2 separate regions of the Homo sapiens genome follow, and region 1 is linked to region 2. Evidence: read pairs that join two places in POLR2A ChIA-PET (ENCODE). Cell type or tissue: OCI-LY7. All regions are shown on one strand. Links, peaks and the distances in the headings refer to the core of each region. The heading gives the core; the rest is flanking DNA. Region 1 overlaps CSTPP1 (centriolar satellite-associated tubulin polyglutamylase complex regulator 1). Region 2 overlaps CKAP5 (cytoskeleton associated protein 5).

Region 1 (2,804 bases), core at 252-2,751, 350 kb before region 2:
CCCTCAATCCAAAGAAGTTGAAGACACTCGTCCTTACCTGCCTCCAGTCTTGGCTGGGATGTGTCTGCCCCAGGCTGTGTCTGTCTGTCTTTCACAGCTGCATCCCACTGTTCTAACCCCAAGCAGGTGCTTGGCAAATGTTGACTGAAACCCTGGCTGGAAGGCTGTGCAGTATTAACCCTTTATGGCCACGGTCTTTAAAGTTATGGGAACCTGGCCTTGAACCCTCTGAACCTGTTTCCTGAAGGCCGTTCCAGCTGTGAGCACTTTTCCTCTGGAAGGTTGCTCTTGTGCGAAGCTAGGCCCCTCTGCTCGTTGTCTGAGGCAGGTCCCCAGGTCTGAGTGGGCCACTGGCCTACCTCCTAGTCCTACCAGAAAAGCACCGAAAACCCAAACTCCCCCTCTCCCTTCTCCCCTCAGCCTAGGAGCTTTAGACTCACCAGTTACCAGACATGAGGGACTTTTTATTCGTTTCACATGTTTGTTTAGCTATTAGACACAAAGGGGTCAAGACTTGAAGCAGTTTTTGCAAGTGAAATCATCTTCTGGCCCACCCTTCATATTACCAAGGCTACTGGCTGTTCTCCAACAGGCCACAGCGGTTATGTCCTCCTGGTACTTGCGTCGCAGGTGTCACCCTTGATGGTGCAAGGCCCTGCGTGGCTATTCGGGTTCTCCCCCTTAATGGAGTTGCTGTGAGGAGATGAACCTTATTGGGGGACCCGCAGAGGCTGGCTCAGAAGAGACTGCTCTTAAGAGGTTAGGAGGACTAACAGGCTACGGCGTGACAAGGTGGCCTCAGCACAGTCTGTCAGCTTGGGGCCTAAGTGAAGTTCACAGGCTGATAGGGCCAGGGAGAGCAGGCCATTCACCTTCCGGGGCCACTGGCTGGGCTGATCATCAGAGCCCCTCTGGCTGGTCTTGGGGCTGTTATTCACCTTGTCAGCAGCAGAGGGCAGCACAGCAAGGTGCTGGAGAGGAGGCTGGGTGGGCACACCAAGGGCTGGGTGGGAGCAGGTACAGGGCGCTGTGGGCAGGACCCTTTGGACTCCTCAAGTCTCCGACTCGTCTGTCTCTTCAGTGGAGCCATCACTCTCTCCATCCACTTTTCGGGAATGATGGAGAGGTCTCCAGGGAGAGCCAACCCGGGGAGGGGTCCGGGAAGGCAGGCAACTGGCCTCTGGACTGGCTGTGACCGAGTTGACCAGGCCTGGGACCTGGGCCAGCCTGAAGAAGGGAAGAAGCCTGGAGGGCAGCGAGAGGCCTCCTGTACAGAGAGCAGGGCCTCCATGCCCACTCTTAACACTAGGGTAAACCCCTGGGCTGCAGCCCCCAAAGGACTCAGAGGGAGGGACACCTCAGGCCTCCACTGGCCCCCAGACCCTTCCCTGGCAGATGTGGGATGTTACAGACAAGTGGTGTTGGCCCCAGATGGGGCACAGCCGTGTCCGACCCGTCTGGCCCCCACAAGGGGGCAGTATCCTCCCACTTGACACTTACAGCCGTTCCAGCTCTTCATCCATTGCTGGGTCGTGCATCAGATCCCCCTTGTCAGGCAAAGCTCCTAGGAGATCATTGGGGGCACAGTAGTTAATCTGAGGGCCCTTCAGCCAGGCAACAGATTCCTCCATGCCCCTCACCTTCACGGCTGCCTGTTCTGCTGACCCTGCGAGGGCCGATCTAAAGATCTGAGGACTGCTAGAGGGGCCAAGAACAGTCACGGAGCAGGAAGGTGCTCGCTGTTGCTTGATACATTTATTGAATCCCACTGCCTACTTTCCCTGCCTGGGGCAGACACCACAGCCAAGGAGTGTGGTGATCCCCTTCCAACACCAGGTGGTGGTTGTGACCTGGTGCTGGGAGTTGAGTTCCTTCTTGAGGCCTCAGGTACTGGGCTGAAAAGGATATGGTCCAGGCTAAGCCCAAAGGTCAGACATTACCTAATTTTGTGTCCCTAAATCAGGATGACCCCACTTTGGAGACAGATGGTTAAAAAAAAAATGCTGCCTCTGCTTCTCCAAGGAGGATCCCAGGGGCAAGAGGAGAAGGCTGGGTCAGGGCCAGAATTAACCCGGCACAGGCAGATTTCCCCTTTTTCCAAATCTTTTTCAGATGATGCCTCCTGGCCCCTCTTGCCCTAAGTTAGTGGTTTTCAAAGTACATCTCATAGAACCCTCTCATTTGTGGGGTGCCCTGGGGACTAAGGGAACAGGGCTGACCTCCGTGACGCGTCAACCAGTGTATCTCCGGATTTCTATTTCATACGCTGGAGATGCAGGTGAGGCCTGAGACCACATGCTTCTTTCTGTCTCCCATTCCATCCAACCACCCAATGTTAGTGTGCAGTAAAAGTGGTTGAATGAGAGTGACTTTTTTTTTTTTTTTTTTTTTGAGACAGAGTTTTGCTTTGTCACCCAGGCTGGAGTGCAGTGATCATGGCTCACTGCAGCCTCGACCTCCCATGCCCAAGCGATCTTCCCACCTCAGCCTCCTGCGTAGCTGAGACCAATGGTACATGCCACCACACCCAGCTAATTTTTGTTTTTTTTCTAAAGAGACGGGGTTCTCCCTATATTGCCCAGGCTGGTCATTAACTCCTGGGCTCAAGCAATCCTCTTGCTTTAGCCTCCCCAAATGCTGGGATTACAGGTGGAGCCACCATGTCTGGCTATTAGTGTTTATTTATTTGATGGAGTTTCGCTCTTGTTGTCCAGGCTGAAATGCAATGATGCGATCTTGGCTCACTGCAACCTCCGCCTCCCTGGTTCAAGTGATTCTTCTGTCTCAGCCTCCCCAGTAGCAGG
Region 2 (2,804 bases), core at 266-2,765:
GTAGTCCTAGCTACTCGTGAAGCTTAGGTGGGAGGATCACCTGAACCTGGGGAGGTGGAGGCTGCAGTGAGCCAAAATTGTCCAGCCTGGGCAAAAGAGTTGAGACCCTGTCTCTCAATGAATGAATGAATGAATCTTTCTTGTTTGCCCTGGTAGAGCCACATAAATAAGAAATTAGAGGCCAGGCACGGTGGCTTATACCTGTCATCCCAGCATTTTGGGAGGCTGAAGCAGGAGGATCACCTGAGGTCAGAAGTTCAAGACCAGCCTGGCCAACATAGTGAAACCTCATCTCTATTAAAAATACAAAAATTAGCCGGATGTGGTAGTGCACACCTGTAATCCTAGCCACTCGAGAGGCTGAGGCACGGGAATTGCTTGAACCCAAGAGGTGGAGGTTGCAGTGAGCCAAGATCATACCACTGCACTTCAGCCTGGGTGACAGAGTAAGACTCTGTCTCCAATAAAAAAAAAAGAAAGAAATTGGGTCCTGATATGTCAATAAATGTAAGTATTAAGTATGTTAACTAATGGTGGAGATGCAGATATTATTTAAATATTATATGACATTTGCAGTTGAAAGAACTAGAAGAAGAATGGGTCAAACTGCCAACAAGTGCTCCTAGACCTACTCGATTTCTTCGTTCCCAACAAGAACTAGAAGCTAAATTGGAACAACAACAGTCTGCTGGTGGAGATGCTGAAGGAGGTAAGCCAATTTTAAACACCGGTTTCTGCAAAAATTAGCAAGAACTGGCACTGCCATGAGAATCTGTGTTCATTAGGCATATTTTGTAGGATTGCCTTTAATAAAATATAAGTTGCATGTAGCTTTAATAACTCTGGTCCCTTCTCTATTAAAATTTCATCAGGGTTGTGAAAGGACTGATAACTGATAAGTAAAACAATTCTAAGCATTTTTAAGGTTTGTGTTGTTTTTCTCCTTAAAGGTGGTGATGATGGTGATGAGGTGCCACAAATAGATGCTTATGAGCTTTTAGAAGCTGTAGAAATCCTTTCCAAACTTCCCAAAGACTTTTATGACAAAATTGTAAGTAATAGTTAAACTTCTTTCATTTATTTCTTGTAAAATAATTACTTGAATAGAATTAGAATACTCTGCTGAGCCCTTGCCTGATGCACCCCCTTCCATCCCATATCTTCCCTAGTAGAGTGAGTTAGTTGCTTCTTCCTCTTTGCTCCCACACTACTTTGTACATATATATATTATAGCACTTTTTTAAAACATGTCTTGCCATAAAACCAGAACATTCTTGACTTCCTTTTTCTAATTTTCTCTCTGGTTTTTAACACTAAAGAGCTCCGGATTCCTCCCCTTTCTCCGTTTCTACTGCCACTACTTTACCCCAAGGTTTCTTGACCTTAGCACTGTTGACATTTTTTGTCAGCTGTCCTGTGCATTGTATGATGTTTAGCAGCATCTTTGGCTTTTATCCACTAGATGTCAGTAATACCATCTCCCTAAGTCATGACAATCAAAAATGTCTTGAAACATTGCCGGAAGTTCCCTAGGAGACAAAATCATCCCCAGTTGAGAAACACAGTCTTATCCCAACCACCACTGTAGTAGTGGGTTGTTGGTTATGTGATTGTTCTTTTCTGGTCTTTTTAATGTTGTCAGTGTAGAAATTCCTCTCCTGTAATTGTGCTGCTGTGAGATGGGTGGGCTAGAAATGCTTTCTATTAATGTTTTCTGTTTGACATCTGCTTACTAACGTTTGCCTAGAAAATGAGAATGAAACGTCTATGGCATTGTTTGTTTATTATATTACTTTAGTTATAACATCTTATGAAAATACTTTTTATATATGAACAAAAATTTATATATATGAACAAAATGTTCTGATTGCCTCCACAGTTTTATTTTTTATTATTATTACTATTTTTTTGAGACGGAGTCTCGCTCTGTCGCCCAGGCTAGAGTGCAGTGGCGCGATCTTGGCTCACTGCAAGCTCCGCCTCCCGGGTTCATGCCATTCTCCTGCCTCAGCCTCCCGAGTAGCTGGGACTGCAGGTGCCTGCCACCACGCCCGGCTAATTTTTTGTATTTTTAGTAGAGACAGGGTTTCACCTTGTTAGTCAGGATGGTCTCGATCTCCTGACCTCATGATCTGCCCTCCTCGGCCTCCCAAAGTGCTGGGATTACAGGCGTGAGCCACTGCGCCCGGCCAGTTTTATAATTTTTTAAAAAAATTATGTATCTTTGAATTAGCAGAGTGCAATAAATAGACTTTTATTCCGCTCTCTTATTTCCTGTTACAAATGACTCATATTGTATCTTGCAGGAGGCAAAAAAATGGCAAGAGAGAAAAGAGGCCCTGGAGTCTGTAGAAGTACTAATAAAAAACCCCAAACTGGAAGCTGGCGATTATGCAGATTTAGTAAAAGCATTAAAGAAGGTAAATATGAGGACTTGCAGTACTGGTATTGTAACAGCCATCAGGCCTTTGAATTTCTCATCAGTCATCTTTTTAATTACACATACATTGCCACTTAAGGAACATTACTGATGGTATTTGAATTACAGACATACATTTTTAAAGGGTTGTTTTAAATTCCTGTTGTGGGTTAGTTTCATTTTCAATCTTTGTTTTTTGTCACTTTGACTTTAGGTATGCTATTTGATAGCTTCTGTAACTCTCTAGGAAAAGAGAGTTGCTGATCTAGAACTACATTTTCCAGTTTTATAATTCTATAGGATGAGCTATTTAAGTTAGCTGTATTTAATTGGACAAATATTAAACATGAAGATAGCAAATGATAACACACTACTTTGTATCAGT

What was found. Peaks named below come from ENCODE experiments on the same cell type or tissue, not always from the same donor. Only the 100,000 strongest peaks of a DNase experiment are listed, where the experiment ranks them.
Region 1: POLR2A ChIA-PET joins it to region 2 with 17 read pairs; 4 of 35 experiments call an interaction of 5 or more read pairs at or near these places.

The regions. Positions count from the first base shown.
Region 1 is chr11:47,159,887-47,162,690 of GRCh38, reverse strand. CSTPP1 (centriolar satellite-associated tubulin polyglutamylase complex regulator 1) reads right to left here. Exons shown (of 9, transcript NM_024113.5): 8 at 1,501-1,564; 9 at 444-1,227. The coding sequence ends at 1,053. Among named protein-coding and RNA genes, the nearest start is that of ARFGAP2, 16 kb to the left of the region's middle. RefSeq lists silencers at 1,422-1,588, 1,339-1,633. In OCI-LY7, for the core only: CTCF peaks have their summits at 881, 1,080, 1,280 and 1,481 (motif pointing right); DNase peaks (open chromatin) are centred at 960, 1,480 and 1,864; H3K27ac peaks cover 1,310 bases.
Region 2 is chr11:46,807,647-46,810,450 of GRCh38, reverse strand. It overlaps CKAP5 (cytoskeleton associated protein 5), which reads left to right. Exons shown (of 44, transcript NM_001008938.4): 6 at 577-709; 7 at 951-1,051; 8 at 2,307-2,420. Among named protein-coding and RNA genes, the nearest start is that of CKAP5, 37 kb to the left of the region's middle. In OCI-LY7, for the core only: CTCF peaks have their summits at 1,246 and 1,450 (motif pointing right); a DNase peak (open chromatin) is centred at 1,460.